Linked DNA regions of Homo sapiens: region 2 is linked to region 1. A link is a loop called in an ENCODE intact Hi-C map of the cell type or tissue named here. Cell type or tissue: HCT116. All regions are shown on one strand. Each heading gives the region's core, and the rest is flanking DNA. Links, peaks and the distances in the headings are about the cores only. Region 1 has its middle 29 kb from the start of GCM1. Region 2 has its middle 40 kb from the start of KLHL31.

The links. A loop is a pair of places that touch in the nucleus more often than their neighbours do. Peaks named below come from ENCODE experiments on the same cell type or tissue, not always from the same donor. Only the 100,000 strongest peaks of a DNase experiment are listed, where the experiment ranks them.
Region 2: it touches region 1 in a loop (2.3-fold over the local background); 1 of 110 quality-filtered maps calls a loop at or near these places.

What each region holds. Positions count from the first base shown.
Region 1 is chr6:53,115,328-53,124,894 of GRCh38, forward strand. No RefSeq gene overlaps it. Among named protein-coding and RNA genes, the nearest start is that of GCM1, 29 kb to the right of the region's middle. RefSeq lists a silencer at 4,464-4,758 and an enhancer at 4,630-5,129. In HCT116, for the core only: no CTCF peak of the experiment used is centred there; a DNase peak (open chromatin) is centred at 4,994.
Region 2 is chr6:53,700,837-53,710,403 of GRCh38, forward strand. No RefSeq gene overlaps it. Among named protein-coding and RNA genes, the nearest start is that of KLHL31, 40 kb to the left of the region's middle. In HCT116, for the core only: no CTCF peak of the experiment used is centred there; no DNase peak of the experiment used is centred there.

The DNA of each region.
Region 1 (9,567 bases), core at 2,397-7,396:
ATCGCCCTTTGTTAAAATGGTATATACACCTCCAACTCTGACTATGTCTTTGGGATTTTCATTTCATTTCTCTGAGGTACCTTACATGCCCATGAAATAAACTTTTTTCTCCTGTAATTATGGCTTTTGTCAATTTAATTTCCAGGGCCACAGCTGCAGAATTGAAAAGCATAGAGAAAAAAGTTTTTTCCCTCCCCTACAAAATCTCCTGGCACTTAATCCTATGCCCTTTCTAGTTCATGATGTTGATATCACACTCCTGAGTCAGCAGTGAATGACATTTCCGAGATTGTTTGTTCCATCCTCAATCCTCATGTGCTCCTTTTACCCAAACCTGACCTTCTCACCACTCTGTCTGCCTTCCTAAATGGGCTTTATTTTGTGAGGTGAGGCTTGAGATCTCAGTCTTCATGGCCAGCATTTTGTAGGTTTCTTGGCAGCATCTTTCAGAGTCAGTAGCCCAAAGCAAGCTGTGGCCCACATCTCATCAACATTGTGATGATGTGGCCCAGCCAAGGGAAACCAGAAGCCAGAGAGAGAGAGACAGGTTCAAATTGTGTTTTGTTTACAATTTCTTAGTGACACAAACAATGCCAAGCTTTGATGGTTTCTAAGAAATGGCAAGCATTTCTATGAAAGCTATCATTTAAAGTCAGCCGTTGACCTCTGCTCATGCAAAGCATGTTTCCACATCTAGGCCCAGATTTCTTTACCTCAGCCCAGAGTGCCATGTCTCTATCCTAAGCCCTGGCGCCTTCTGCTACTACAGAAGCAATAAAATCCAGCCAGAGATACCACAACTCTAGTAGATTAAACAGGCAGAGGGAGACAGAGTGACAACTGATATGCAAATGTATGTGTTTATTGGAACCTTGGGGATACCACGGAATGTAAAGAATTCTTATTTCCAAGTATTACAGAGGGGGCTTTGCTGGGCCCTAATGGTGGGACCTAGGTAAGTGTCACTGGATGTTGTGAGCACATACCTGGCCACAGTGTCTGAGTCCCTAAGCACTGTGTGACAGGTGTAACCCAGGTGTGCCTCAGGCTTACCTGCTTGAATGTCAGTTACAGTTAGTCACTTGGTAGTTACCCTGAAGTCTACTCCACCTGCTATGTAGCAGTCCATCTTTTTTCGGCTTCTTGAGCCAGGGAGCCCTGCAGTTGGTCAGGAGCTCTACAAGAGTGAAATCAAATCCTTCCATGGCTAGGATAAAGGTGTGTACAAATATGAATGAGGGACTTGAGAAGGGTGGGGGAGGATTGCAGGAAGTGAGGCTATAAGGAGGAAGAGTGGGGATCCTAGGGGGAAAACTCCATGACTGCTAAGGAGTATGGTGGAAAGGCCAGACTCAGCACCGAGACCCAGATCCTCAAAGAAACTCTGAGGGCAGCACACCCCAGACACCACTCTTGCCACAGACTTGGGTCTTCCGGCCCAAGCATCTCTGCAGTGGGACTCCCCTGGGAACAGTTGTGTGTGAAAAGGAGAGGGTCTGCCCCTATTCTAGGAGAGATTGCTGAGTACTGGTGACTAGGAGCAGGTGGTGAGGTAGCCAAGTGCTGATGCTTTACACCCTAATGGTGTCAGAGCAATTGTTGGAGGTATGCACTTCTCCTTTACGCATGAGCAATTCCTCCCCCTTCCAAAGGTTTTGGACATCATTGAGCTTTGAGGGAACGTCAGCTTTGAACACAACTACCTGGGTCCAAATCCTGGCTTTGTCAAACTGTGAACTAAATGCTCCTGGGAATATTAGTTCTTTCTGAGCCACAGTTTATCACTTGTACAATGGGAGTGATGATACTAGCACTAGCCTCATAGTGTTACTGTAAATCTTAACTGGGTTAATGAATATACAGTCCTTAAAACAGAACCTGGCATGTAGTAGATGCTTAGTAAATGTGAACCACTAGCTAGAAAATAAGCAGGGCCAGTGTGATGGAGTGCCCATAAAGCACCCCCCGGTCCTAGCATATCTCAGCATCCTGCTAAGGTAGACTTTCCATCCAAGTCCCTCCAGGCCCAAATTGTTGTCCCACAAGGGCCCCTACTAGGATACAGTCATTAAATCTTTCAAGGGTAACTCGTTCTGACCTTTAGCAGAAAACTGAACAGAGAGGATAGTTTTCACAGAAGTGGAGGGTAGTTCTCACACAACCCTGTGGGGAAGGTTCCGGGGTCCTAAGGAAAGGACACACCTAGATTGGCTCCAAGAGAACACAGATGGGGACTGTGCTTGTGAAAAGAATTTTTTTATTTTTTATTTTTTGAGACGGAGTCTTGCTCTGTCACTCAGGGTGGAGTGCAGTGGCGTGATCTTGGCTCACTGAAACCTCTGCCTCCTGGGCTCAAGAGATTCTACTACCTCAGCCTCCCCAGTAGCTGGGATTGCAGCCGCATGCCACCATGCCTGGCTATTTTTTTTTTTTTATTTTAGTAGAGATGGGGTTTCGCCATGCTGGCCAGGCTGGTCTCGAGCTCCTGGCCTCAAGCGATCTTCCTTCCTCAGCCTCCCAAAGTTGTGGGGTTACAGGTGTGAGCCACTGTGACCAGCCATGAAAAGAATTTTGAAAGAAGATAGGAGGCCAGTGGTTGTACCAGTGAATACCCTCACCATCAATGTATATTAGAGTACCTGGCCACCAGGCTGTATGGTCAAAATCTTGGATTGTTGCTAATCTGGGAGGTGAAAAAAGAATCTTAATGTAGTTTTCCCTTGCATTTCTGTGATTATAAGGTTGAATATCCTGAAAAGAGTTCAAAAGGGATACTGAAGTAGGATATCAAAAATAAACTTACGTGATTCACACGAATGTATTCCAGGCTAGCCCTTTATATATATATATATATATGTTTTATATGCTCTCATGTATATATATATATATATATATATATATATATATATATATATATATGCTCTATTGTGTATATATATATGTATATGCTCTTATGTGTGTGTATATATATATATATATATATATATGTATGCTCTATTGCCCAGATACTGGTCTATTGCCCAGGCTAAAGTGCAGTCACACAATCATAGCTCGCTGCAGCCTCAGACTGTTGAACTCAAGCCATTCTTCACCTAGTGTGCCACCACACCAGGCTACTTTTTGATTTTTTGTAGAGAAAGTGTCCTCCTATGTTGCCTGGGCTGGTCTCTAACTGCTGTCCTCAGGCAATTCTCCTGCCTGACCTCCCAAAGTGCTGAAATTACAGGTGTGAGCCACTGTGCCTGGCCTCTAGGCTAGCCTTGAGCACAATTACTTGCAGCAGCAAATACCCCTGCCATTTCCTCTTCAAGCAAAGACTGCCTTGAAAAATTTTCCCAAAATTGAAAAGAAAGGTGTCTGGGTACCCCATCCGCCCACTCAAACACACATACACGAGGCAGTATTGCCTGGTTTGAAGGCTCGTACTCTTCACTAACCATTACTCATACTATCTCTTAGGCATCCTTGTAAGTTACCTCCTTGTATCTCACAGCTCAGTTTCCTTGTTTGTTAAGTGAGGAAAACAACATGTTCTTCGTCATCATTGTAAGGATTAAATAACTATATAAAGCATTTGGCACAATGTCTGCCACACTCCACACTCTCAATAAAAAAGTATTAGAATATTTAACCTCCTGTCCCAACTGCCATAAAAAACGTTCAGCATCTCAAAACGGAGTTTCAAAAGCTCGGGGACTTGAGTTCCCCAAATGAATGTTCTCCATCTCTCTTATGTTCAGAGCGAATACCAATGGGTCCAAACAGCCTGGAAAAAAACAATCCTGGTCTATCGAGGGCATGTGAAGATTCTGGACTGACAGGGAACTAGATACAAGTGATTTACTATCCTCAGAGAAGAGGATAGCAATTCTGTTTTTGTAGTACTCACAAAGAGAAAAATGCTGGCATGAAGTCCCACAAAGGGAAGGTGAAGAAACAAGAACACTCAGGCTTTTAAATCTTACCCTCCATCAGCTCCCAAAATCTTATGTCTTTAGATTACAATCCAAATATCATTTTATTTTAAACCAAAAGGAACACAGGTGCTCTGTGACAAATCAAAAATCCCAAGGCTTAGCAGGAAATGTTTAGATTCCAAAATCACTTTTTCCTGGCAAGGCAAAAAATAGCTAGGAAAAGAACTCTATGGGGATGTGTCTTCTCTCCTGGTCAGAAAAAACTGTTGTGGAAGTGGCTTCTATGTAAATATTTGCAGAATGAGCAAATAAACCACTAAAATCACCCAGGGCCTGCCACATTCTGTCTTCCCAGGACAATGCTCTAAATTTAAGGGTGGGACTCTAGTCAGAATCTGAACTTTATTCTTTCTGTTTTGAACATCAGAATTAAAGTTTAGAAGTTGGTTCTGCTTTTAAAATTTGTCCCATTTTTTTTCCCCTTCATCGTGACATTAAATTGTTTAGTTTCCACTGTTTCTCCCCCAGTCCTCCCCTCTCCCTACTTTTGAAGGTCTCTCTCTCTCTCTCACTCATCCCAGGAGGTTGGAAGGACCCATTTGGCCACAAAGACAGCATTTCCACCTACCAACCCAGCCCAGATGTCTAAGTCCAGCTTAGCTGTGACCCCTCCTTGTGGACTCCATGGCAGAGACAGGTGGACAAAAGCAATGACTGTTAAGGTGCCATCTGGGGTCAAGGCCACATACAGTCTGGCAGCACCTCAGCCAATTGCCTTCACCCCTATCCTACTCCATTGACAAGGCCAGGAATATCTTCTCCCTTGCCTGTCTGAGCTTAGTCCTCTTCATTTACACATTTCCTAATTAAATAGTACCCACAAGTGAACAGGAAAGCACTCCCCTAAATGGAGGGCCATTAGTGTCCTTGGGATCAGCTAATATGTCAGTAGTTGTTTGTAGAAAAATACTGAATAGTAGCACAGCTGTTACTATTTATATGTAAACACAAACGGTGGCTGGCCGTGGTGACTCATGCCTGTAATCCCAGTGCTTTGGGAGGCTGAGGCGGGAGCCTCCCTTGAGCCCAGGAGTTTGAGACCAGCATGAGCAACACGGGAGACCCCTGTTTCTACCAAAACAAAACAAAACAACCTCCACAAATATTACTAATCATATGCAACTAACAACATAAGCTATTAAAAATATGTGTGACCAGTTTACATTAAGATAAGTCCATCTAGTGATTTTTATTTCATTTTTGGATCAAAATCATTTGTACGTGGTAAAAAAATACGATAGTACACACAGAGTTTATGCTAAAAATTATTGCCCCTCCCCCAATGCTCCCCAAGACATGGCAAATTTAAACCTTTTCTGACTTTGGTTTTTCTGAGGTAACCCTGATCATTCTAAATCACATGCTTATTCCTCAGTTTCTTAATGTATCAAATCTGGATCTCTATTGATTGCCCAGGATGAAAAATGGGGTTTACCTCACTTGTGTTTTTGCTCCTTTCCCTGTCTCTACCTTCTTCTTCTTGACGTTTTGCAGTCATATGCTGTTGTATGATTATTCTCCATGCCTCTACTAGACATCTTTGCAACTTAAAGAAACATTAAATCACTGTTTATTATTCCATCCTTAGCCAGTGTCTCTGGATACCCTCCCACACAAAAATGTGTTGACCCTACCCAAATCTTCTTCCACTTTTTTTCTCTTTTGCCTCTGTCAACTACATCTTTACCACAGTGACATTCTGTGCTGGAACTATTATGGGGTCTTTTGTATTTTATCTGCAGTTAATTAAAAAGTTGGAACCCAATAATTATGTCTACACAAGTGGCTTAGGACACAGCTACATAGCAGCAAGGGCCATCTTTTCTTATCTGTGGCTTTAAAGTTTCCAGCATCAAGATCAAATGTCAGACAGCCTTCACTTCAGAGTGCCTTTAGACCTTCACCTCCAAAATGCAACAATACAAAATACTTTATTCTCGGGAACAAGTACCCAAGTTGAAGCCTCAGTTCCCCTAGAATAGTTAATTCAATTTCTCTTGAGGCAAGTCTTACTTTTAGTATTTTTATTATTTTTTAACTGTTTGTATTCCCTGGGATGCATGTTTGGGTGAAGTCCTAACTGGTAGCAGTTGATCTGCAGAAAGACTTTCAAGTATTGGTCCTGTTTCCGGTGCCCATCTCTCCTCATTCCTACCCTTCAGCTCAGTGACATCAGCCCGCAGCCTTTCCAGGGTCCTGCCTTTCCATTTCACTTCTCTGGGGCTCCTCATTGTACATCAATATACACTTCATCCACTTCCCATCTCCCAGAAATTTGTCGACGTTTCTGATGCACTCATTATCCCCCTTATGTTCTCTTGGCTCATTTTTTTATACTTCATTACTGACATTTAAGATCTCCAGCAAAGGCATACATTTGGTCTGCCACCTTAAGCTAAATAATAAATGACTTTTTATACTAAATAGGCAGTGAAACAAGTCCCTACTTTGGATATTTTATTCATACTACGTTTTTATTAAGATCAGAATAATAGTCCCAACAGTGGTTTGTTGTTGTTGTTGTTGTTTGAGATGGAGTCTCGCTCTGTCACCCAGGCTTGCTGGAGTGCAGTGGCACAATCTCACCTCACTGCAACCTCCACCTCCTGGGTTCAAGTGATTCTCCTTCCCAGCCTCCCAAGTAGCTGAGACTACAGGTGCACACCACTACTCCCAGCTAATTTTTGTATTTTTAGTAGAGACGGGGTTTCTCCATGTTGGCCAGGTTGGTCTCGAACTCCTGACCTCAAGTGATCCACCCGCCTTGGCCTCCCAAAGTGCTGGGATCACAGGTGTGAGCCACTGTGCCCAGCCCAACTTTTGATTGGCCTTTGATACTTCTTTACATTTGGGCCATTCTGAGGCAGTTATGCACACTGAGCATCTCTAGGAGCCTGGCATTGAGCCAGGTGCTAAACAGGAAATGATTTACACATACAAATCAAGACAGTATCAAATATAATACATTTTAGTGCTGTAGTAATATCCATGTTCCCATTTTGTTTGCCTTTCATATTTTTTATTTCCTTTTCTCTTTTCTTTTTTTGAGACAGAGTCTCGCTCTATTGCCCAGGATGGAGTGCAGTGGCACGATCTCAACTCTCTACAATCTCCACCTCTCGGGTTCAATCAATTCTCCTGCTTCAGCCTCCCAAGTAGCTGGGATTACAAGCATGAGCCACCATGCCTGGCTAATTTTTGTCTTTTTAGTAGAGATGGGGTTTCACTATGTTGGCCAGGCTGGTCTCAAAGCCCTGACCTCAAGTAAGCCACCCACCTTGGCCTCCCAAAGTGCTGGGATTACAGGAGTGAGCCACCATGCCCAACCCCTTTCACATTTTTCTATTTGTATTTTATCTTAACCTTAACAGGTTTGAATCCTTACACTCAGGATTCAATGTAATATCCTGTAACATTTTCTAGGCCCAAGTGTCTTTCTTGCCCTCAGTCAATGCTCACTAAACAGAGCAGATGCCGTTTTGCCTGGCAGAGCAGCCCACATAAGCACAGCACCCAGGATGAGAGCATTCTTAGGTGCTCCGTGAAAATTTGTTGAATGCAATACTCATCTGAAAAAAGTTCCAAAAAGACAACCGGAAAAAAGAAAGAAAAAAATTTTTGAAAAATATAAGAACATATCCAAGAAATAAAAAATATGAATGATTATATTAAAAGCCACTGGCCGGGCGCGGTGGCTCATGCCAGTAATCCCAGCACCTTGGGAGGCTGAGGCAGGTGGATCACAAGGTCAGGAGATGGAGACCATCCTGGCTAAGACAGTGAAACCCCGTCTCTACTAAAAATACAAAAAATTAGCCAGACGTGGTGGCGGGCGCCTGTGGTCCCATCTGCTCAGGATGCTGAAGCAGAAGAATTGCTTGAACCTGGGAGGCAGAGGTTGCAGTGAGCCGAGATCATGCCACTGCCCTCCAGCCTGGGCGACAGAGCGAGACTGTCTCAAAAAAAAAAAAAAAAAGCCTCAGGGCCTTATACAATGAATAAAAAATGAAAAGGCCCATTCAAGCCTTATTGTCATGAAATTTCAAGTAACGAGAAATAATTAAACTATCTGAAAGCTCCTAGAGAGAAAAAGCAGGCCATGTTCAAAGGACCAGAAATCTAAATGATATCCAGACTTCTCAACAGCAGCTCTGAATACTAGAGGACAGTGGACCAGTAACTTCAGATTTTTGAACTTTTTTGAGACAGTCTCACTCTGTTGCCCGGGCTGGAGTGCAGTGGCACGATCTTGGCTCACTGCAACCTCTGCCTCCCAGGTTCAAGCGATTCTTCTGCCTCAGCCTCCCGAGCAGCTGGGACCACAGGCATGGGCCACCACACCTAGCTAATTTCTTTTTTTGTATTTTTAGTAGAGATGGCGTTTGACCACATTGGCCAGGCTGGTCTCAAACTCCTGACCTTGTGATTCACCTGCCTCGGCCTCCCAAATTGCTGGGATTACAGGCAGGCATGAGCCACTGCGCCCAGCCTTTTTTCTTTTTTTTGGACAGAGTTTTGCCCTTGTACCCCAGGCTTGAGTGCAACGGAGCGATCTCGGCTCACTGCAACCTCTACCTCCCAGGTTCAAGTGATTCTCCTGCCTCAGCCTCCCCAGTAGCTGGGCCTACAGGCATGCGCCACTACACCTGGCTAATTTTGTTTTTGTATTTTTAGTAGAGACGGGGTTTCACCATGTTGGCCAGGCTGGTCTCGAACTCCTGACCTCAGGTGATCCACCCACCTTGCCCTCCCAAAGTGCTGGGATTACAGGCGTGAGCCGCTGCACCTGGCCATTTTGTATGAAAATTACTTTCAACCTGCATTTCTAATCTCAGGTAAACTCTGTGCCAAGTCAAAGAACAAAAACAAAAACCAAGTATGTGATTAAGACATTTCCAGGCATTCAAGTGCTCCAAAAATGTATCTCCCATGGATCTTTTCTTAGAGAACTAGTAGGGTGTGTGCTCTACCAAAATGATGAAATACACCCAGAATAAGAAAGACATGAACCCAATCAAGAGGGGAGGAAAGTAAGCCCAAAGATGAAGGAGCAACAGGATCAGACAGCAGCCTGCCCACACTTGTTCAGAGATAAAAGGCTCCAGGAGTTGCTGGGGGCTGGGGATCCCAGAGGGAATTGACTGCAAAAGGCACAGCAGGACTTTTCAGGGGAACTGCCATGTTCTATATCTTGATTTTGGTGAGGTTTCATTGTATACAATGACCACATGTACAGTGTTCAAAACTCTGTAAAATGAGTGGAGTTTTTTGTTTGTTTGTTTTTCGTTTTGAGACGGAGTTTCGCTCTTGTTGCCCAGCCTGAAGCGCAATGGCGCAATCTCGGCTCACCGCAACCTCCACCTCCCCTGTTCAAGTGATTCTCCTGCCTCAGCCTCCTGAGTAGCTGGGATTACAGGCATGTGCCAGCACGTCCGGCTAATTTTGTATTTTTAGTAGAGACGGGGTTTCTCCATGTTGGTCAGGCTGGTCTCAAACTGCCAACCTCAGGTGATCCGCCCATCTCAGCCTCCCAAAGTGCTGGGATTACAGGCATAAGCCACTGTGCCTGGCTGAGTTGTGTTTTATTGTA
Region 2 (9,567 bases), core at 2,080-7,079, 590 kb after region 1:
CTGGCTTCCATATGGAGTTATACCTGGAGATCAGCTCACATACTGGTTCGGATTTTTTTTTTTTTTTTTTGAGGCAGGAACTCACTATGTTGCCCAGGCTGGCCTCAAACTCCTGGGCTGAAGCAATCCTCCCACCTCAATCTCCCAAGTAGCTGGGATTTGACGCATGCACAACCATGCCTGGCTTGCTTCAGACTTCTTCAAACAAAGCTCTAATGTTACTACTGTGCACAAAGATGCCCATGGAATAATGTCTAAATGTATAGCCTGTAATTGAACAGAATCTGACTCCTGATCTAACAGGAGTCTCACCTTTATCTCCTCTTGTTCCTCCTGATGTACCCTCATGCTGAGGAAACCAGATAACTCATTCACTATTTCCTGCCAATATTCATGCAATTTCTTACCTTCATGCTTCTGCTTCTGCTATTCCCTACCAGGACCTGACTGTACATAATGAAATTCTACCCATTGCTCAAGGCCTAGCTCCAATGCCTCGAAAATATCCTCCCTGGCTCCCAAACTTAGGAATTGGTCTCTTGCAAGAATTCCTATACCACTGCATGTGTATCTTTCTTTCTGCACTTTATCACTTCCTGCTTATATTGTAATTATATGTTTCATCTTCCATGCCTTTTGTAAGGTCTGTGGAGGATGTCAGTGTTTTACTCATCCTGTGGCTCCCCACCATACCTGCCCATAGAGGCTGCTCAGTAAACACTTCCTGCATGATGTATGTGGATTCTGTTGGTGGGTGAAGATCATCAGGTAGTTGAAAGAATGATGCAAGCTGGCATTATGAATTTACATACTGCACTTTTTCACAAGAACTTCTTTGCTGGGGGTGGTTCTTAGCTTTATGACTAAATGTTGCATTTCTGTACTGTACTGCTCAGGTGGGGTAGGGAGGAGAATCAGTAAATTCATCTTTAATCTCTCTTCTGGATCATTGCTACTTATAGTTCATGACAAAACATTGTCTAAAAAGACTCACTAGGGGTAACCCTGCATGAATGTTGATATTCCAGAACAGATGGCAGGCTCTGGGGGAGGGGAAAGTGTGAAGGGAAAGTGTAAAAGGAAATTTTCACTCTCTGCCTGCCAGGCAGAATAAATAGAACACATTCTCTACACGGATGTCTTCTAATTCTGTCTTAACATTAGAATGCACCACGATGAATTAACAATTAAGGTTGACTCAGCCAAGCTGTATTGAACTTGCACTGTGTCCCAGCACTGCCATGTGTTTGGGGAGGCACCAAGGACTTAAGGCAGGGTCTCTGGTCCTAATTTATTTCTCAAGTTTATGTAGGAGGCAAGATCTAAACACTACCATCAAAATGAGGAGACATATGGATGGCTGCATCACTGCTCCAAAGCCCTTCAAGAGTCTAATGTATTTTAATATAATTTGAGGTCACAATATTGTGAGCCAGATCCTCCATGCCTGAGTTACTCTCTGGGAAGAAGAAATATGGTTCATTTCATGGAGCTGGGGCTAAAAAATTGCTTACCATAGGCTTGTAAGTGGGGCCAAACGTTGGATCTCTTCTGAAGCAAGCTTTGGTGACTAGCTGCTTTCCTAACTCCAGATCGGCCTTTACCTCTGTCCTTCACCTTGTAAACTCAAACTGGCACTGCTGGTTGTGGCCATTTGGGGGAAGTGCCCAGAAGAGTCGTGGATCTTGTGGATAGACTTCAGAGGCACAGGCGGCCTGCTGTGGCTGCTGCTGGCAAGAGAGAAGTGCAGGTTGGGTTACCAAACACCCAGCAAGGGGAGTACACGTCCTCCTTTGCCCTGAGCTTCCTTTTAACTAGTGTTTAAAATTAGATCACATAGCCTAGGACTAGGAAATTATGAAATGACATTTCACATTTTTTAGTGTCACTTAATCTACTGGTAACCAATTCTTGCTGTCCTTGTTTGTTTTCCCAGCAACCTATGTCATTGGGTGGTTAAAAGGATGTGATAAAGTAGATGAATGTGCTTAGTAGAGTGAGAGTACATAGCATGCAAAAATATTAAGTATTACACATAACATGTATCACTTGCTCTGTGCCTCAGCCTATCAACTTCCTAAGAGTGGGATCCATATTTGAATCCCTTTTAATTAAAATCTAACACAAGCATAAACAAATTCTTCACTTCTATTAAGTCTTTAATATTCTCATATAATATGTCATTAAAAGGTAATTTTTAATATTAACTGCTGTAAATTATTCTTCTTCCTTTTTTATGCCCACAAATTTATTGTAAATATTTCTAAATCTGGCACCAGTTGGTGGAGAGGGGACCCTCCATCTCTCTACCAGCAGGGCTCACCAGCTTAGGGATGCATTCAGAGTGGCTCAGGGAGGGCCTTGGTGTCCCTCACATGTGAGGACTTTTTGTCATGCATGAACGAACATCAGCTCTTGCAGCTGCTCTAATGGCCCTGTCCAAAGGAAAGCCATTTTAAAAATAGAATTGAAGGGAACAAATGGTTTGCCTGATAGACTATTTTGAGGTGCAGGAGATTGGAGGATTCAAAAATGAAAGTATGTTATCAAGTGGGATAGAAACATAAAATTTGGAGAAGTTTTGGGGTGTGATGTTTACCAAAAGGCCATGACAATTGTATGCATTTAATTTAATCTCTAAAGGTGACACCCAGCCATGAATTGGGTAAATGTAAACCCGTCATAATAAGCCTTAGAAGCAAAGGTGAGAAATACCAATAGCGTGTTCTCAACACTAGATTACACATATAGCAAAGTCCTCGGTACCTTAGAGACACAATTTTAAGTTTTCAGAATAAACCACAGGCCTTTAAAATAGTGTCAGGAGTCTTCAATTTTTCCAACTCTTCTGGGGACATTTACCTCCCGGGGACTCTTGGTATTACCACGGTAAAAACTGAGCATTAGCCCAATGCATAATGCCAGCCTGGACTTGATCCATGAGCTCACAGCCTAAGGCCTTACTTAGGAGTTTCTATCTTTTCTGTGGGCTTTCAATCTTCCCTTCTCTCAGTAAATTGGAGATAACCTAAACGAGCAGTAAGTAAGTCAAACAGCAGAATCAAATACGTACCATTTGAGTGGACTGACATTATATGTGGAAGCCCCTAGCACCATGTCAAGAATCAGTTAATTTTTTTTAGTGTATATTCTTACATAGGATATTTAATAATTATGGATGTAATTATACTGTATATAGTTTTACCTTTTGCTTTTTCCTTATTTTACAAGTATATTCTCCCATATTACATCCATCACATCTTTTAAAATGCTTTGTCACAAAATCTGCTTAATTTTAAAATGTAAATAACATAGAAGTATGTAAACTAGCTGAGTAGTGTCTTGCCTATAATCCCAGCTACTCAAGAGGCTGAGGCAGGAGGATCCCTTAAGCCCAGGAGTTCAAGACCAGCCTGAAAAATATAGCGAGACCTTGGTATCTAATAAAATAGAAAAAAATTAGCGGGGTATGGTGATGCATGCCTGTAATCCCAGCTACTCCAGAAGCTAAGGCAGGAGCATCCCTTGAACCCAGGAGTTCAAGGCTGTAGCGAGCTATGATCATGCCACTGCACTTCAGCCTGGATGAAGAGTGAGACCCAGTATCTTAAAATTTAAAAAGTGTGTAAAGTGAAAAGTGAAAGCTTCTTTCCTTTCTATATTCAACACTTAAGAAGCATGACTTTTGTGTATATTCTTCCAGGGCTTTTTATCAATGGGAGTGTGCGTGCATGTGTGTAAGCATGTTTATGTATAGAATAGTTTTTTCTTTACATAAATAGAATCAATATAAGCATAAGATTTGGCAATTTGCTTTTTTTTTCGCGTAATAATGTGCGTTGTCATATTTAGAAAATAAAAATACAGGATACCTGGTTAAATCTGGATTTCAAGTAACTAATGTTTTTTAGTGTAAATATGTCCCAAATATTGCATGAGACATACTCATATAAAAAATGATTTGTTGTTTATCTGAAGTTCAAATATAACTGGGTGTCCTGTCTTACGTACTTCAAACAAGTTTTTATATCTGCACATCTTGACCTACCTGTTTGCTCAAGCCGCAGAACACTCCATGTGCCCGAATGTTGCCAGCTGATAGCTCTTGGTAGTAGAACTAAAGGCAACTTCATCTTCTTATTTTTTCTCACTTGACTCTGTCCAAAATTTATCATTGCAAGTGCCTCATAAAGAGATTAGATCCTTCTAAATGGCAGGCACCTTTGTCTGTGGAGTAACCTGATTTTCTCAGGAAGCCTGGGAGTGGGAACTAGAACATTAGCTTACTCTCCTTTCTAGAGGGAGAAGACTCCCTGGGGCAATCAAAAAGGAAGTGGGCAAGGAGACCAGCCCTGCACCTCATAGGAGCCCAAGCTTTGGTGATTTCCTCGAAAATCTTCCAAGTCATCCTTTGGTGTCTGATTGATGGGTTGGCAGAGACTTCTGGGTGGGCTGCACTGAGGCCAGACCAGGAGGTGCATGAGGCCCCAGGCTCTTTCCTCTGGGCCCTGGTCTCTGTTTCTCTTCTTTGGGGGCACTCTCTGACTGTCTCTCCCACACTCTACACCTGTGGGGTTGACTAGATGCTCTGAGGAGCTCAGAGGACTGTGCTTACAGAGTCTCCAGGGTCGCTGGGACCAGGCCCCAGTTCCAGGAGGGAGGCTTGGAAAGTGGATCATCCTTGCTGTCCAGCACAGTATTTCCTTTGTGGAATTGCATGAGATTGAGCAGCCAATATGAGGTTGACACACTGATTTTGATTGACTCAAATTGTTTACAGAGATAGGACCATGGCAAAAAACATTTGCTGCTCTTCCACCCATCCCAGGGGCAGCTCAAAAGAAAACAAGTGAGAGGAAGGAGACAGGAATGAGAAAGCTGGGAAACAAAAGTTGCAAGTTGATATAGGCCCTAAGGGAAACCAAGAAATCCAGCTGAGAAGGATTTTGGAGAATGTCTAATAATAATAATACAATAAATGATAGCTGATACTTTACACAGTGTCCTTAATATGGCCAGGCACCTAAGAACTGTACATCACTAACCTGTTTAATCCTCACAATCCTAGATAAGAGCTATGACCACCTCAGTTTACAAAAGAAAGAGAGAGAAATAGGGGAGTGAGGAAAGGTGGGAGAGAAGAAGGAAGAAAAAAATGAAGGAAGGAAGGAGGAAGGGAGGGAAGAAGGGAGAGGAGAACTGAGGCCCAAGGAAAATATATAATTTGACACAAGATCACATAGTGGCAAGGGAGTGGTAAAGCTTGGTCCATGGAGTTAACTCCAGAATCTATGGCCCATACACTAGGCTAGATGTATCTATGTGGATTTTTAAGTTGTTGACTGTGTGGTATGTAATGTGACCACTTCATATTGTCTCAGCTTTCCAGTGAATGCAAATGTAACTCATGAATGATTTCTTAAAATTTTGCTTCGCTTAGAAACTAGTAGAGAAGCTGCTTATTCTTTAGATCTATAAGTGAGGGAGCAGGAATGCCTGGGTAACAATGAATATATGACAATAAGACCTTTAGGAGTCCAAAGAAATCTATGGGAAGGTGTATATATTCATCAGGATACCAAGAGGAAAAGTTGACACCCTCAGAGGGTTTAACCAAGAAGTGTTTAATGAAGAAGATGGAGGTAGGGTGGGGCATTAAGGGAAACAGTGAGGGAAGGTGAAGCATCCAGCAAATAGCAATAGAGAGAAGCCTTTACAATCCTAGCCCTTGAGGGGTAAGGGGCAATAACTGTGTTACCTAAGTCCATAGAGAGCTTGGAATCTTGGAAGCGAGGCTGCCTTCCAAGAGCCATGACTGCAGAATGTGCTTCTGCTGGAGCCATGGCAAGGCAGTGAGGAAGTACAGGAAATAAATATCTCTTCCTGTTTCCCTGTCCAGCATCTGATACCCTGCAGGTGCTTCCATTAGCCAAACCCAACTCAGAAGCCAGAAGGCAAAGGAGCTCAACTGATGCAACCTGCAAAGTCATCCTCTGGGTGCAGAGCAAGGCAGGGAAGGATGGAGAATGAAAAGCAACCAGCACCAGAATTGGGACTTCCATAAGCTCTGAAAGTGGAGGTTCTAGGAAATTTCCCCATGTTTGCAAGTGGGGAGATCTCAGTTGATACCTGAGTTATATTTCCCTTGTGATATTTCTACAATAAAAAACTGTGTGTGTGTGTGTGTGTGTGTGTGTGTGTGTGTGTGTGTGTTTTATTTGTGCATTGGAAAGACAGTAGTTTGGGTTCCAGCTTAAGTGTTATTTAGGTTGGGCTTCAGATGTTCCTAGATTTCACCAAAAGTCCAGATGTATCCTAGAGAGACAGGCAGAACACTTGAAGGGATGTACATGGTCTCTCCAGAAGCCTGTGCCATCCTCAGGCCGCCCCACGACTGAGAACACCTCCTGTGGCTGCCCTAGTCAGCGTGCTGACCCCAGGGAGTGGCTAGGGCTATTCGGCTTCCCGAGGCCACGGCCAGGCACCGGTCGCCTCTCTGGTGTCTGTCTCACCGTCTCTTGACCAGGCCCACTGTCAAAGCAGCTCATCCCACCCTGATGCCAATGATACTGATGAGCGTGGGATCCACAGACTTTTTCTAAGTACAGCCAAAGTGTTCTCCAGAATGCTGTGCAGCTCTTATCAGGAAGACAACTTTATAATTCATTCTTTTTTTAAAGTTATATAATGTAGTTTATCATCTTGACATGCCATGTGAGTAACGCATGATTCTCATCTAACTGGTTGTTTTTGGTGAAATCTTCACTGGAAATAGTGTTGTTACATTTCACTAATCTTAACAAGAGAGAGAGAGATTTGGAGTTGCAGGGAATGTTTGTTTTCACAATAAATTCCTCCTACACAGGCTCTCATTTATGATCCAGAAAGTCCAACAAGATTTAATTGTTTGGACTTTAAGTAATATGATACAAAACCACAATTTCCACCTCTTGGAGTAGGGTCAATATTATATTGATCACAATAAATGTGAACTGCCATCTCGTGGTTTTCTATCTACTCTGTAAACCTGAAAACTGGAATCAGGGAAATAGTTAACCATTTTTAGGAAGCAAACTATCATTAAAGCCACAGCAAGTCACTGGCAAGAATTTACTTTACCAGAAAAGGTCAGGTGTGTGTTGACTGTCCTGTCACTGGAGGCAGAGATGATTATTTTTTCCTTGAGGACAGTAAAGTGAATGAGGGTGAAGTGCTGATGTGACCTGAGTTGGGCAGGCTCAATCCAGACTCCAGTGGCCGTCTTGGAGTCTCATGGCTTTGCTGAGGCCTCCTTGTACCTTCTGGTATTACTTTCATTAATTAATTAATGCAAGTGAGTGTTCCATGTGGTTCTGATCTTAGCTTCTGCTCAATATGGAGGCAATCCATAATGTAGCCAATACCATGTTCCATGACTTCCTGCTGCAATATGATGCTGTACTGCAATCTATGAAATTGTCTTTGAAACACGTGACATGTCATTTCAGTCTTACCTTTTCTCAGAGAAGGGATGTTGGCCCTTTATGCTGGGGAGTTCTTGCCTTCAAAACAAATTCCTTTGTTTCCCAGTGTTCCTTATCATCATTGCTTTGGTTCTGTGGTTATTTTAAGGCCACTGTTGTCTGAACGCTTTTCAGTGAACTAACCAAGCCTCACATCTCCCAGGCCCAGAGACCTCCCAGAAAACAGAGGGCTGAGTGTAGAACAGGCTGGAGAAACCAGAAAACAGGATGAAAGGACCAGATGTCCTGAAAATGCCATTCCGCTAAAAACAGCCACATGAAGGATAAATTCCAGCAAACATATATTTCAATGCATTGCTGAACTTCCAAGGTATTAAGGCAATCCCTAAGGACAACAAATTTCAGATAAAAAACAAATCAGAAGCTAGCATGGAAGCCAGGGCTGTCCTGAGAGCCGATGCAAGGCTGGCCTGTTGGGCTATAGTGCATGTTTCCTGCCTTTGAGTCATCTCAATGTCTATCAACAGAAAAGTGTCAGTAAAATATAGAAATCTCATTGGCTTATACACAGTTTCCCCTCCAGAAAGTGACTGCTTTGTGCTGCATGCATTAGCAATTTCCACTGGCACAGCTATGGAGGAACACCATAGTGTACATGAAATGCATTCAACCCCAAATTTACACTCTGAGCTCAGTCTGGTTGTTTGTTCTGTCTAAAAATCCTAACTGCATGAGTCTCCTTAATCTTTGTGCAAAATAAAACCAGAGCATCCACCTCTGGTACCAATGCATTTCACACAGAGCCTGCACCTGCTCTCCACTGGCAACCTCTGAGAATGTCCCTGTCCTCTCTCCTTGCACTGTAGACTCAGCCTTTCTTATCCACAAGTCCTTCTTATCTTCTTCCATCAAGCTACTTACACCTTTGCTTCAGTTAAAGCCCTGTATTTACTGTAGTATTTATTTGCTGGGCATATAATATGTGGTTCTAATTGCTAATATTTTTGTAAGACTTAGAATTTTACTAATTCCCAGCGTATGGAGTTGTGTTGATTGAATTGCCTGTCTCTTCCCCCAACTCCCCTCCCCCCGCCCCCATAAGCCATTTTTTTTCATGTATGAGTAAAACAACAGAATATAAGGTGTTTATTTTTGGGAATATACGTGTATTTCAAGTTTGGGTGAAAACACTGGCCCAGAATTAGAACAATGGGGATTAAGGACCATGGGGAGGGGAACGGGAAGGGTAAGCCTTGGGTCTACACAAAATGGAGGAGGAGCTAAACCTGAAACCCCCTCCACCCCCTACCCCACAAACAGGTTATTTGCAGAGGTCACAGTCTCAGTAAAAAGGCTGGGGAAAATCTGCCTTCAGCTAAAGCCACCAAAAGAGAAAACTATTCATAGAAAAAAATGATGTTAACAATAATAATAATTTCCTCCCTAAGAATCTATAATTGTAGGTATGCTCTTTCAAGGACGTGGGATTCTACTTCACAGCACCAACTCAGTCAGGGATACGGCCACATCTGGAGTGGAAATGACCCCAAGAGAGTGGCACCCGTGGTACACATGTTTATCCTCCCTGGAGAGAAGTATCTTCAATCAAGGTCCCACAGGTTACCAAAATATGAGCTTATAATGAAAAGATTCCAAAATGCTTTAAGAAACATGTTATCATGAGTGAGACTTATTAATAGTAGCAGAAATCACAAAAAGCGGTTCTAGATCCCCACAGAATTTCAGATATTGAAATTATCAGATACAGAACACAGAATGATTATCTACAAACACATACTTACAGAGGTGTTACATATTTTTACATATCAACTTTTAAAATAGCAATTTTCCAACTAAAAATATGAAACCAAAATACTGGATAATAATAGTATGCCAACTGGAAGTGATTTGAGTTAAAGCATTTTAAGATCTGTGAAGTGTTTGGAAGCAGAATCATGTATATTTGATTTTACTAAGAGCTTCCCTAAATTACACACAACATTTTAAAGGTAAACATTAAAGGAATAAAAATACAGTGTGTAATGTACAAAGAGTAGGTGAAAAAATATCCAGAAGACATCAGGGAGAAAAAAAGAAGCAAAAG